Linked DNA regions of Homo sapiens: all the other regions are linked to region 1. The links are chromatin contacts, found by Hi-C or POLR2A ChIA-PET in ENCODE. All regions are on one chromosome and are shown on one strand. The core of a region is the stretch at or near the end of the contact, and the rest is flanking DNA. Distances in the headings are between cores, read along the strand shown. Region 1 overlaps PRDM10 (PR/SET domain 10). Region 2 overlaps APLP2 (amyloid beta precursor like protein 2). Region 3 overlaps ST14 (ST14 transmembrane serine protease matriptase).

Region 1 (4,180 bases), core at 1,049-3,548:
TGCCTCAAATGGCCAATGCAGATAACTCTTTTGGGGAGTAATAAGGGCGTGGTTAATTGATCCTGGAAACGACACTGAAGATTCCTGCCTGACAACACTATCAGAATAAAACATACAAATTACTCTGTGGTGTGAAAAAATACGTCAAGACTCAAAAGCCAATTGCTGTCAACACATCATAAGAATTCTATTTTATAACTAATAGTGTCTTTCAGCAGACACATTAAAATAAGGTCACTTTTGGCTAGGCGTGGTGGTTCACACCTGTAATCCCAGCACTTTGGGAGGCCGAGGCAGGTGGATTACCTGAGGTCAGGAGTTCAGGACCAGCCTGGCCAACATGGTGAAACCCTGTCTCTACTAAAAAAATACAAAAATTAGCTGGGCATGGTGGGGGGCGCCTGTAATCCCAGCTACTCAGGAGGCTGAGACAGGAGAATTGCTTGAACCTGGGAGGCAGAGGTTGCAGTGAGCCGAGATCGCACCGTTGCACTCCAGCCTGGGTGAGAAGAGTGAAACTCCATCTCAAAAATAAAATAAAATAAAATCAGGTCACTTTCTTTCCTGCAAGTTGTTTCATACACAAAGGACATACTGGAGGCATATCAGTAAATGCTTGCTGAATCAATGAATGGAATAGAACTCTTCCTTGCCGGGTAGGTGAAGACACAGAAAATTCTAATAAAGTACTTTTAGGGGGTTCTGGACAACTATTTCAGCTGTCACCAGGGTAAATAATTTTCTCCCAAGACCTAAAGAACTAAAGCAGAAATGAAGTTTTGTAAAACACTTTCTGAGTGGTCAGCTTTGGAGGATTGAATTCTTGAAGGCCTGAGCTTGGCACATGGCCTGATGCCTGATATTGAAGGTCTGGAAGCAGATGGCCCAAGAACACATTTGGGAGAGAAATAATGTATGTGTTGCTATCGAAGTCACGCACTCTTAGGGTGGAATCCTTGCTCTTATACTGCCTTGGCTTTGGACCTAACTTTTTAATGTCAGTTTTCTCTAGTGAAGGATAGTAGATCCCCAAGATAATATAAACTAATTTAATCCCCAGAAGGAAACCTAAGAGACAAAATGTAATCAAACACCACAGAAATACAACAAACTTCCACCTCTACACGAAATGATTAGTCTGGCTTCTACATAAATTTGATTTGTCTGGAAGATAAAGTTTGTCTATTGGAAAAATTAGGCTCATATTTAAGCAGGCTTAATTGCTATAAGACAATTTTGTGACTTTCGATTTGTTCATTAACATCAAAGCCTTGAACTAGTTTCAGTGCTTAAGAAGGGAAAACATGTTTCCTCCAGACAAGCTATCCAAGCTTTTCTGCTTGGTCTTCATCATTCATTAAATCAGAATTCCCAGCTGGCGGAAGAACCAGTTGGGAGGAAGGAGTGCCACAGGGACCCTGACCTTGGCTATCTACTATCTGGTTACCCACAGACAGGGCCCTGGTCATGCAGTGTCACAACCAGATTTTCTTTTGTTTTGCTTTTTAATGAACTACAATTTTATTTATAAATAAGATATACCAAAATACATAGCTGCATGGAAATGACCTCAAAATGATTTCCAGGAGAAACAAAACAGAATTCTCATATACTCTGCTGAAACATCAGTGGAACTTTTTTAAGTAATCAGACTAAGACTTTATTTATTTTTATTTTTAGTGACAGGGTCTCATTCTGTCACCCAGGCTAGAGTGTAGTGGTGCAGTCATGGTTCACTGCAGCCTCCACCTCCTAGAGACATGACCGCACCACTATAGGCATGCACCACCATGTCCGGCTAATTTTTCTTTTTTTTTTTTTTTGGTAGAGTCAGGGCCTCACTTTGTTGCCCAGGCTGGTCCTAAACTCCTGGACTGAATCGAGCCTCCTGCCTTGCCCTCCCAAACTGCTGGGAATGGCATGAACCACCATATTTGGTCCATACTGAGACTTTTTAATCATACCAGATAACCAATTTTATTTATTGTATATTTATTATATTGCTTAAATTAAATAGAATCTGCATACTTAAATGTTTCAATGTAACTTCTTGATTTTGATACTGGTACTATGGTTATGTAATTTAATGAAACATTACACGTGTATGTTTACTACAATGTTTAAAAATTAAGTTTTATACTTTGGTCACACATAAAACATGGCTCCATATGACTGCTAATCATCCCAAATTCAATTCCATACCAAAAATGCAGAGATTTGCCTTCGCTAAGAACAGCCAAAATAACATGTGGTTGGTTCTAGCAGCAATCTGAAAGGCAAAGGTCATCGATGACAGCAGCATTTGGTCAAGTGACTAACCTCTAAAGTGGCTGACTCATAATGGAACAACTTTGACTTAGAGGTTTACATTCTGAATTTAAAAAGAAAAGAAAAGGCCACTCACTTTATAGACATACCTGTACTCATTACACACAAAGGACCAAACTACTATGGATAACGTAAAAGAAACAAACTATAGTTTGAGGTTTTCAGCAGCAATAACATAAATAAAGCGGGGTAGTAAAACAGATTATGACAGTAAATTGCAGACAAGGCGGAGAAGCCTATAGCTGGTGGTCTAGCTCTCCTAACTCACGGTGAGCCACATCGATGGAGCATTCAAGGGGCCAAAACAGTCCCTATTCCTTGTGTACGAGTTCTTCATGTCGGCTCCTAACGACTAGTCACTACTAGATAGCAGCTGTATTTCTTTGCTGTCAGCAAACTGAGTCCAGCTGAAAACCTCTCAATACCAAGCTGGAAAAGACCAGTCTTCACCTGTGCGGCATTCTGTTCATGCTCTGCAGATGTCGGCCACACATGCGAGCTTTCATCTTTGGAATCCATCTTCTCCCAACTGGACAGCTCCACGTCTGGCACACCTAGAGCAGCACAGGGTACAGGACAGTCATCTGTCTACCACACGTGTGTTCATGAAGGACGGAAAGGTCTGTCTGCAGCATGCCTGAGAAAACACAGAAAAGGAACCAAGACTTTCAGTAGATAAATACATTTTAATATATTATAATTTCAACCACAAATAATAAAAGAAAGCTTTGTCAAAAAGCAACACGCCTGGGCAAAAAAATGTAAAAATGAAGACATTATTTGTAATAATAGTATAGGCCAGGTACAGTGACTCACACCTGTAATCGCAGCTCTTTGGGGTTTTTTTGGGGGGGTGAGGGGAGTTGTTTTTGTTTTTGAGATGGAGTCTCGCTCTGTTGCCCAGGCTGGAGTGCAGTGGCACAATCTAGGCTCACTGCAACCTCCGCCTCCTAGGTTTAAGCGATTCTCCTGCCTCAGCCTCCTGAGTAGCTGGGACTACGGGCACGAGCAACCATGCCCAGCTAATTTTTTATATTTTTAGTAGAGATGTGTTTTCACCATGTTGGCCAGGCTGGTCTCAAACTCCTGAGCTCAAGTGATCCACCTGCCTTGGTCTCCCAAAGCGCTGGGATTACAGGCATGAGCCACCACACCCGGCCAATCCCAGCTCTTTGGGAGGCCAAGATGGAAGGATCACCTGAGGCCAGGAGTTTGAGACCAGCCTGGTTAACACGGTGAGACCCCATCTCTATTTAAGAAAAAGAAATTTTAAAAAAATAATAATATAATGTATTGCATGCTTGCTATGTTCTAAACACTCACTGGGGGTGGGTGTGTGTATATATAATATCTTATAAAATTATATATTTTGCATATATATTTGTGTATACATAAATGTGTGCATGTTTGTCTAATGCAATCCTCATTAAAAATATTAGTTCTAATTAAAATTAGTTGTCGTGAGGAGAATGAGTTTCTCAGATGCCAAATGCAGGCTCTTTCCTTGTAGACACTAACTTCCCATACCACCTTTACTCAAAATGAACAGCAGAATAATAAGTCTCAAGATGAGAGGAAGGCGGCAAGTGGAGGGAGCTACATTTTCTGCGTAAAAAATTTGGTGAATGCAAATACAAACTTTTTTTCTCACATGGTCAGTGTTGGAGTGATTAGCGGCCAAATAAAAAGCCTTACTAAACTTTAACATGCACAATACCTGCATCTCAAAATCTTATTCCTTCCCAAAACAGGCTTTTTAAGGTAGTCAGTCTTCCCTTTTGATGATGATAAAATGTTGGTATTTTAAAAGTCCACTTGACATTTGCTGTGTGAACAGGGCAGCAGCCACAAT
Region 2 (4,742 bases), core at 1,469-3,968, 160 kb after region 1:
TGATATTAATAACACTAATGAATATTTTAATTCACTTGCCTAGTTATTTCCTTAGGGTGTGTATCTTTTTCTTTTTTTCTTTTTCTTTTTAAGACAGGGTCGCCGTCACCCAGGCTGGAGTGCAGTGGCGCGATCTTGGCTGACTGCGGCCTTGGTCCTGCGTGTCCCCCTTTCCACCCTGCAGCTGAGATTACAGGCATTCGCCACCACGCCTGGCTCATTTTTACTATTTCTAGTAGAGATGGGGTTTCCCCATGTTGGCCAGGCTGGTCTTGAACTCCTAACCTCAAGTGATCCACCTGCCTCAGCCTCATAAAGTGCTGGGATTACAGGCATGAGCCCCTGCGTCCAGACATCCTTAGGGTATCTTTTTAGAACTGGAATTGTTGAATCAAAGAGTACTGTTAAAAGATATATATATATATTTTTAGGCCAGGCCTGGTGGCTTATGCCTGTAATCACAGCACTTTGGGAGGCTGGGATGGGAGGATCATTTGAGATCAGGAGTTCAAGACCAGCCTGACCAACACGGTGAAACCCCGTCTCTACTAAAAATAGTAAAAATTAGCTGGGTGTGGTGGCGAACGCCTGTAATGTCAGTTACTCAGGAGGCTGAAGCAGAAGAATTGCTTGAACCTGGGAGGCAGAGGATGCAGTGAGCCAAGATTGTGCCACTGTACTCCAGCCTGGGTGATGGTGTGAGACTCCATCTTAAAAAAAAAAGTTAAATTTTAGAATTTAGTTTGTTTTCAAATTCAGTGGTGTTCTTTTTTGATTTTTAGAGATCGAACAGATTGATTCAGTCATGGAATAGCTGAAGATTAGTGGCATTTAATTTTATGGTTTAGCATGGAATTAATTATTTTATTAAATTTTTGGCATTTCCGAAAAGGTTTTGATTTTAAACTTTAATTCTGAAATATTACACCAAGCATCCTGAAGAGATGAGACATAATGTGATGGTTGCTCATATGCTCACCCTCCTGATTTCAGTTCTTCAGTGTTCTGTCATGTTTGCTTCATCTCCATCTTTTTTTTTTTCTGAGACGGAGTCTCTTGCCCAGGCTGGAGTGCAGTGGCATGATCTCGGCTCACTGCAACCTCAGCCTCCTGAGTAGCTGGAATTACAGGTGCATGCCACCATGCCTGGCTAATTTTTGTATTTTTAGTAGAGGTGGGGTGTCACCATGCTGGCCAGGCTGGTCTCAGTTCTTTTGCAACATTTACATGCATCTATAAACAATGTTTTTGTGTTTTAAAATTTACATTAATGGCATCATACTGTACCTGACCTTTTACAGCTTGCTTTTACTTTACATCATTTTTTAGTTTATCCAAGGTGTTGTATAGATTGAGTTAAAGGTTGTATTTCTGACCAGGCGCAGTGGCTCACGCCTGTAATCCCAACACTTGGGGAGGCCGAGGCCGGGGTGGATCACAAGGTCAGTAGATCGAGACCATCCTGGCTAACATGGTGAAAACCCGTCTCTCTACTAAAAATACAAAAAAATTAGACGGGCGTGGTGGCACGTGCCTGTAGTCCCAGCTACTTGGGAGGCTGAGGCAGGAGAATCACTTGAACCCGGGAGGCAGAGTTTGTAGTGAGCTGAGATTGCGCCACTGCACTCCAGCCTGGGCAGCAGAGCGAGACTCCATCTCAAAAAAAAAAAAAAAAATAGTTGTTGTGTTTCTATAGAATATAGATTAGTAGTGAAATTGCTGCTTTAAATTTTTTTGATGTTGCAGTTGCACATTTAAAAGTGAGGTTTTACAAATTAAAGTGCATTAACTGTTGCTTAAATATACATTGCTTTATGAGTATGGTTGAATAGTTCGTATAAAACTAGTTCCTCAAGACTTCACTAACATTAACATCAATAGTGCCTACCAGGTGTCAGTTTCTGTTTTTATTTTAAACAACAAACCCACATGTGGAACAATAGTTTCTGTTCTAAGCTTTTCTTGTTGTATAGATTATGTCATTTAGTCCCCACAAGATAAAGAAACCGAGGGACAGAAAGGTTAAGTAACTTGGCTAAGGTTACTCTGCTAGTAAATGACAGTGCTGAGATTGAACCCTAGCATTCAACCCTGCATATACTTTTCCTTTAGCATCCACTTTTGTTGCTTTTTGTCATAAATGAACAAAAACAGCCTAGTTAATTCAGAATAATCACATTAAACCATGTGAGTTGGTGGTTGGATGTCAGAATTGAAGTAATTTCTACTTAGATTGAGTATCAGGGTTGTTCATTCTCGTAGAGGCAGATTCTAGCTTACTGTTGGTATTTTTGCTATTTTTAAGCAATGCTTTTAAGTCTCGTTGATTGCTAAAGCCTGTTTGCAGGTACTGCCTCCCCTAGAGCCTTTGGGGTCCTCAAGGGTAAGCAGCATGTCAGGCTCACTTTCGCAATCCTGCTTCAGTGTCACATTGAGCTGTGTGATCCCAAAGTCCCTGTGCTAGCAGTGCTGAGAAACCTGACTGCCATTTGTAATGCAGTTTTCATGTGGGGGGACTGTTACACTGCTACAGCTTGTCATGTCAGGAGCCCATCTTCCCCTACTTACACATCAGCAACTCCCTTTCTCTTACCACTGGGGCGGTAGAAAGACTGACTTCAGTGCTTGCGCCCGAGGCCCAAGGCAGAGGATCCTGAGAGACTCATCCATGATGGCGAGGCTGGGTGGGTCTGTGTAGACTTCCCACTAGCTGGGCCCTAAGCCCTTTCTTAGACCACATTACTTTCTCATGATATTTTCAGGGTTTTCCCCCCTTAACCTCAGAGGTTAGTCTGCCAGCTGCATCTTCCTGCCACTGCTTCCTGCATCTCTTCCTGGGCTAAGCACCCTTCTCGCCCTCTCTTCCTCTCCCTCTACACTGTGTGGAGCACATGGCAGACGTATGCCCAGTGTAGATTACTGAGCCTTACCTTACACTACTGATCAGAGTCTTGGGGTGATCATCCAGTGATGTGTTGTATATTTCTAACTTTTTATTGTGGCAAATTACAAACATGGCCAAACAAGAGACGATGATACCGTTCACCCTCACGTACTGGTTGCCCAGCTTTGTAACCACCATCAGTTCATGAGCCACTCTTCCACCTTCTATAGGCCCACTCCCTCACAACCCTGATTATTTGGAAACAAATCACATACCATCTTTTCCCTGTAAATAAACAGCTATGTGTATCTTTCTCCCGACTTTTTGGGACAAGTTTTAGAAAATGTAATAGTGAATATCTCTGTACCCTTTACCTAGATTCTCCAGTTTTACCTGATGTTTTTCTCTCTCTGCATCTTATATGTATATTTTTGTGTTGCTAAACCATTTGAAAGTAAGTTGGGATATCACGACAGTTCATTTCTAAGTATTTCAGCTGGTTTCTCCTAAGAGCCAGGGACATTCTTCTATATATAATGACAATACAGTTGTCATGTTTGGAAATTTTCCTAAGTGTCCAACTAGTGTTTTTTATAGCTTCCTTTTTAAAAGGATCACATACTACATTTCATCTAGGATAGTTCCCTAGTCTTTCTTTAGAAACAAAAACTTTCATGACAATGATATTTTTTAAGAGTCCATGCCATTTGTTTAATGTAATGTCCCTGAGTTTGGATTTGTCTTAGTGTTTTAGCATGATTAGATTCAAATGATAATATATTTTGGCAGAAATACTGTGTAGGTGATATATTATTTTTAGGACATCACACACACCAGTTTGCTCGTTATCAGTGGTGTTAAATTGGTTATCTGGCTGAGGTAGTTTGCCAAGGCTTCCCACCGTAAAGACACCTTTGCCCCTTTGTAATTAATCATTGATTATTCTTACTGGATTCAATTATTACATCATGTTTTGTCTAAAGATTCATCTGTACTTGAGTAGAACACCTGGTTTTAGTTTCTTGGGCATTTGATTACAGAGGTGTGGGCAGGAATAAGGAAGGCAGAGCCATGTGGGGAGAGTAGCTGTGTGTGTCTGAGGCGGGCATGGAGGTGATCCTATTATATTCCCCGTCACGTGTTGCTGTAGCCCTGCAGTGGGACTGCAGTCAGGGGGCTTTTAAAAGGTCCCTGGCATCATGGCTCTGACAGATTGGTGAGTTCTTGTGGCTGCTTGGCTAGAACTGTACCATCCAGTCAGCCTTTGAAGGTACGAGATGTGCATCTGCTCGTATACATGAGACTGCTCCTGGCTGTGTAGACTATCATCATAAACTTCAGTGAGGGGCATTTTCACCTTGAAATCATGGTCAGATCCGCTCTGACAAAGATTCTCTTTTCCAGTGGGTGAATTTGTAAGTGATGTCCTGCTAGTTCCAGAAAAGTGCCAGTTTTTCCACAAAGAGCGGATGGAGGTGTGTGAGAATCACCAGCACTGGCACACGGTAGTCAAAGAGGTAAGAGAACTCGGGGGGAAAGTCAGCTGCTGTTGTATCTGTTAGGAGGGAAGTAGCACTTTTCTCCAAATCTCACCATGCTTTTAAGTTAGTTATGTTTCCCCCATTATCTCCTTAAGGTTTACAATTACTTCTGTCTTATAAGTTAGAAATATTTGGGAGAGAAGTAGGTATTTGTGTAGGAGAGCTCAGTGTTGACAGTCAGCTCCTGAAGTTGAGGATGTTAAGGAGGTGGCTGAGCGAGAATACTGTATGCTGCTGGTGAGGCTCCCAGGAAACCATCCTAACCCTAAGGCCGGCATGGAAATCGCCAGTGATAGAAAATATAGGTCTGGACATAT
Region 3 (4,719 bases), core at 1,297-3,796, 220 kb after region 1:
TGATGCTTATAACCAATTGTGGGAGGGTCCCCAGGGCGTGGAAGCAAAGTTCGACCTGGCACAGCAGCTTCCCTTCATCCCAGGTGGTTGCTCAAAATAGACCAGCTGAGACTCTAAGCCAGCTTCTCCTCCTGGTGACAGGAAGGGGTGAGCCTCCTGGAAATGGTGGGTGGAGTTTCTCCAACTTTCAGGTTCCCAAGAATGACCTGGAGCACTTGAATAAAAACTTCCACATCCGAGGCCCTGCTCCTGATGCATGACATCAGCACCTCCAGGGAGAGGGGCTTGGGAATCTGGATGTGGAACAAACACTGCATTTGTTTCAGTTGATTGTTATTGTTCTTTTTCATGACCAGACAAGTCCAGGAAATGCTGGGGGTTGCGATCAATGGGAACCATAGGCTTTTGCAGGTTTCGTGAAAATTGGCTTCTAGAGAGATCGATTACCCCTGGTTGGGGAGTGGGTGGGAGGATTCCAGTGTGGCCTTTCTTTTCCTTTCTCATTTGCCCATCGGTCATCCCCAGATAAGCACTCAAGTGTCCTCTTTTATGAGGCCCCGTGCTGGGCCCTGGACTGCCATGGTGGCAGGTGGGGTGAAGTCCCGCCCTCAGGAGCCTGCTGACCGCCTGCTCTGTGCACAGCTGCTGGAGCTTCCCCGGGGCTGCTGATTTAACTGGGGAGGGCCTGTCTATGTGGGGTCCCTCCTAGCCGGAGACAGGTCCCTTTTATGAACAGCAGCCTGATGAAGAGGCCTTCCTGCAACATGCCTCTGGTATCATTCTCAGCTCAGCATTGCCCAGGGGACAAACACAGAGTTTGTTCTTGGCAGTCATTCCCTGCTGTCATCTCAGGTGGGCTTGAGCCGTGCTGGGTTTCCGGGAAATCTGGCCAGGATCCAGCACAACCTTTAGCCAGTCCGGCAGGGAGCGGCCACGAGGTTGTGCTGGCTCGGTCTTTCCCTTGCAAAGGAAGGCATCTTCGACCTGCCACAGAATGCTTTCTTCCCCGGGGAAACCCTTGCAGGTGCTCGGGCTCTACTTTCCTTTCTCGCTTGAACAATTACAGGGATAGTTTATGGTTCTCATGACCCTGGTGGGGGTGATGACATCATGGGATTGAAATCCGTCCCACCTTGGAGTCACCGAGCGTGTCAGTCAAGAGCCTTGGCCACAAATCAGTGGCACTTGGCAGCAGCACACAAATCCAGCCACCCTGTCCTTGTCTCAGGTCTGGGCAGCACAGCTGTGTCCCTAGCTGGTGGCATCGCCCCTGCCCCTTGACCTTGATCTTCAGCCTCAGAAGCAGGCTACCCATTGTCATGTGACTGCCCTTCACGGTCCCTCCCCAGGATTCCAAGGGGCCTCTTGAGGTTTCCAGGTTCAGCCGCTTCCTTCCCAGCAGATCACACCCAACCTTAGCCACATGAGGAACGATCTTTAGAAAGGGTCTGGCCCGAAGCTTCATTTTTCCCTGTCTGCTTTGGTTGGAATCTTGTGTGGCTTTGTGTGCAGTTGGTAGTATTTTTGTTGTTGGTAAGTGTAGGGGCCCTTCCCCATTGCTTTTCTCTAAGGATAACCATGCTCTGAGCAGCCCATGGCAAATTCTGGCTTTGGACTTGTTGGTCCCCAGAGCCAGTGGGGTCGTGGGCCCTGGAGAGTTTGCACTCAGTGGCAGGTCTTAGTGTGTGTTTGAGGAACCAGGAGAGCGTTCCTCTCAGAGGGAGGATTCTCTGGTTGACTCACACAGAGTTTTGTTGGCTCAGCATTTAGCTTTCAGCCCTGGTGAGTTTCTCTGACTTAATGGGAGTAGGCTGGCTGCAAGAATCTTTCCTATATTATCAAATAAAATAGGTCTCTTTTTTGGCCCTCTAGAAATCAGTGTTTTTTTTCTTTTCGTTTTGGAGAGCCCGGCCTTGGGGAGGATATGCATCAGTTGCTCTAGTGTGCCTCAGACAATGAGATAAGATGAAATAGGGCGTGCTCTAGGACCTCTCCACTTCCCCTTCCCGGGTTTCTGGATCTGACCCTTCGCTCCCTGCAGAAAGTTGGGTGAGATGGCAATGGTCCGATCTCATCCCTGCTGGGTGGGATGGCAGTGGTCCCTCTTGGGTGAGATGGTGGTGGTCTGATCTTGTCCCTGCTGGATGGGATGGCGGTGGTCTGATTTTGTCCCTGCTGGGTGGGATGGCGGTGGTCCCTGCTGGGTGGGATGGTGGTGATCTGATCTCGTCCCTGCTGGGTGGGATGGTGGTCTGATCTCGCCCCTGCTGGGTGAGATAGTGGTGGTCCCTGTTAGATCCTGGCCCTTTAGGGTCTGTACCCTGCTTGTCCTGAGCCCTTTATCCCCAACCTCCCGCCTGGAAGTCATTCCTCGTTCCCTTGTCTGAGTGGCCTGGAGCCGAGCTGTGTTTCTGGGTCCTTTGGCCAGGATCTAACTACAGTGGGCCAGCAGGAAGAGGCTGTGATATTTACATGGCCTCTATCTGTGTTTATGGTAAGCAGACACACCTGGCTTCATAGCACCGTTTTATGTGTGCACCTGCAAAGATGTTTACTTTTAAGAAAGAGAGACAGGAGAAGTGAAAGCAGGCGCAGGCATAGGATCTCTCCTGTCGGCTGTGGCCCAGTAGAGAGGTGTTATGCCTACAGTTGTCTAAGTGTCTAAGTGGATGGGAGTTCCCTGAGACCTCCCCCTCCCACCTCCCCCACCCAGGAGTTAAAAGAGCTTTGCTGCTTCACTGACTTTATTAACTTTGTGACCTTGGACAGGCCACTCCCTCTCTTTCATCCTCAGTGTTCTTATCAATAAAACGATGGGATTATGCAACAGTATCTCTGTTACACCTGAAAATGGAGCCAAGAGCTAAGGTTATAAAAGGAAGCAGCCCAGTTACTGATTAGACAGCACTTTTAGGCTGGGTGGAGCCACAGAACTCACACTGCAGGGAGGACAGAGGACCCACCATTGAGCTAGCGCCACTGCTGACAGCCTCGCTCCGTGGCAGAGTCTGGGGTGACCCCTGAGTCAATGCCCTCAGCCACCTTACCCCTTCTCATGGGAGTCTCTGTCTTCTGTTTCCCTGAATCCTTGCTCCCAGAATTCTGGAACCTAACCACACTGGGAGGCAGTAAACCAGGACCAGATTCTGGATCTGCCACCAAGTACTGGGTGACCTTGCAAAATCAGCATTCTTCCCTGCCTTCTTTATATAACACGGGTGATAGCACCAGCCAGTCTTGAATGAGTCACAGGACTGTCATGAAGATCCAGTAAGAAAATGGTTGTGAAATTACCCTGTGAATTGGATATACATCTAAACATGATAAATTATTATTTCATTACATTTCTTTTTTTCTTTGTTTCTTTCTTTCCTTTTTTTTTTTGAGATGAGGTTTTGCTGTCTCTGTCTCGCCCAGGCAGGAGGGCAGTGGCATGACTATGGCTCACTGCAGCCTCAGCCTCCCTGGGTTCAGATCATCCTCCTGCCTCAACCTCCCGAGTAGCCAGGACTACAGGTGCATGCTGCCATGTCTGGCTAGTTTTTTGTATTTCTGTCTTTCTTATCATTCACTGAGCCCTTTGAATTGGGTTTAGCCGTGTTGGCCATGCTGGTCTCGAACTCCTGGGCTCAAGTGATCTGTCCACCTTGGCCTTTCACAGTGCAAGTGTGAGCCACCATGCCTGGCCCTTTTGTTAAATATCTTTTTTTTTTTTTTTGAGACCGAGTCTCACTCTGTTGCCCAGGCTGGAGTGCAGTGGTGTGATCTCGGCTCACTGCAATCTCCGCCTCCCAGGTTCAAGCAACTCTTGTACTTCAGCCTCCCGAATAGCTGGGATAACAGGTGTCCGCCACCACACCTGGCTAATTTTTTATGTTTTTTGTAGAGATGGAGTTTCCCCATGTTGGCCAGGCTGGTCTCGAACTCCTGACCTAGGTGATCCACCCACCTTGGCCTCCAAAAATGCTGGGATTACAGGCATGAGCCACCGCGCCCAGCCACTTTTGTTACTTTTTTTTTTTTTGAAATGGAGTTTCGCTCTTGTTGCCCAGGCTGGAGTGTAATGGCACGATTTTGGCTCACCGCAACCTCTGCCTCCTGGGTTCAAGCGACTCTCCTGCCTCAGCCCCCCGAGTAGCTGGGATTACAGGCGTCCACGACCACGCCTGGCTAATTTTTTTTGTATTTTTAGTAGAGATGGGGTTTCACCACATTGGCCAGGCTGGTCTTGACCTCCTGACCTCAGGTGATCTGCCTGCCTCGGCCTCCCAAAGTGCTGGGATTACAGGCGTGAGCCACCACACCCGGCCTACATTTCTTATACATATATACACATACATGGTCTGTTCAGAGTGTAGCCGAAATCTGTGTTTTCTCATTCTTAAATATGATTAGACTACCAGAGGCCACCAGATGTCTAAAGAAAACCCAGCCTGAAAGGCGAAGTTCCAAAGATAACATAAAAATGTCTAGTTGCAGCTGGGTGCAGTGGTGCACCCTGTAGTCCCAGCTACTCAGGAGGCTGATGCAGGAGGATTGCTTGAGCCAAGAATTCAAGACCAGCCTGGGCAACATAGCAAGACCCTGTATCTTAAAAAAAAAAAAAAAAAAAGATTGCATTGCATCTATAGCTAATTTTGAGAATAGACACCTTAATATTGAATCATCTAATCCATGAACAGCGTATATTGCTCAACTAATTTAGGTCTTTTAGAATTT

Evidence for each region. Hi-C counts contacts between places; a loop is a spot of excess contacts on that map. ChIA-PET counts read pairs that join two places held with the same protein, here RNA polymerase II (POLR2A). Pooled maps may share reads with other maps.
Region 2: a loop to region 1 is called in a map with no recorded cell type, with 6 times the contacts of the local background. The contact joins two enhancer-like sites. A Hi-C loop is called at or near these places in 2 of 37 single-sample maps with no recorded cell type and 6 of 50 pooled maps. POLR2A ChIA-PET finds 5 or more read pairs at or near these places in 1 of 52 experiments (OCI-LY7).
Region 3: a loop to region 1 is called in a pooled map, with 2.3 times the contacts of the local background. The contact joins two enhancer-like sites. A Hi-C loop is called at or near these places in 2 of 50 pooled maps. POLR2A ChIA-PET finds 5 or more read pairs at or near these places in 2 of 52 experiments (HepG2 and OCI-LY7).

The regions. Positions count from the first base shown.
Region 1 is chr11:129,958,118-129,962,297 of GRCh38, forward strand. PRDM10 (PR/SET domain 10) reads right to left here. Exons shown (of 21, transcript NM_199437.2): 2 at 2,779-2,965. The coding sequence starts at 2,847. Among named protein-coding and RNA genes, the nearest start is that of PRDM10-DT, 42 kb to the right of the region's middle. Within about 2 kb of position 2,299, at least 3 of the 41 ENCODE cell types and tissues checked have a DNase peak (open chromatin) inside an H3K27ac peak, as active enhancers do; they include OCI-LY7, where a contact is called at or near this core.
Region 2 is chr11:130,116,418-130,121,159 of GRCh38, forward strand. It overlaps APLP2 (amyloid beta precursor like protein 2), which reads left to right. Exons shown (of 17, transcript NM_001142276.2): 4 at 4,289-4,401. Among named protein-coding and RNA genes, the nearest start is that of ST14, 41 kb to the right of the region's middle. RefSeq lists an enhancer at 2,473-2,552. Within about 2 kb of position 2,719, at least 3 of the 41 ENCODE cell types and tissues checked have a DNase peak (open chromatin) inside an H3K27ac peak, as active enhancers do; they include OCI-LY7, where a contact is called at or near this core.
Region 3 is chr11:130,178,950-130,183,668 of GRCh38, forward strand. All of the region lies in intron 1 of ST14 (ST14 transmembrane serine protease matriptase), which reads left to right. Among named protein-coding and RNA genes, the nearest start is that of ST14, 22 kb to the left of the region's middle. RefSeq lists an enhancer at 1,829-1,888. Within about 2 kb of position 2,547, at least 18 of the 41 ENCODE cell types and tissues checked have a DNase peak (open chromatin) inside an H3K27ac peak, as active enhancers do; they include OCI-LY7, where a contact is called at or near this core.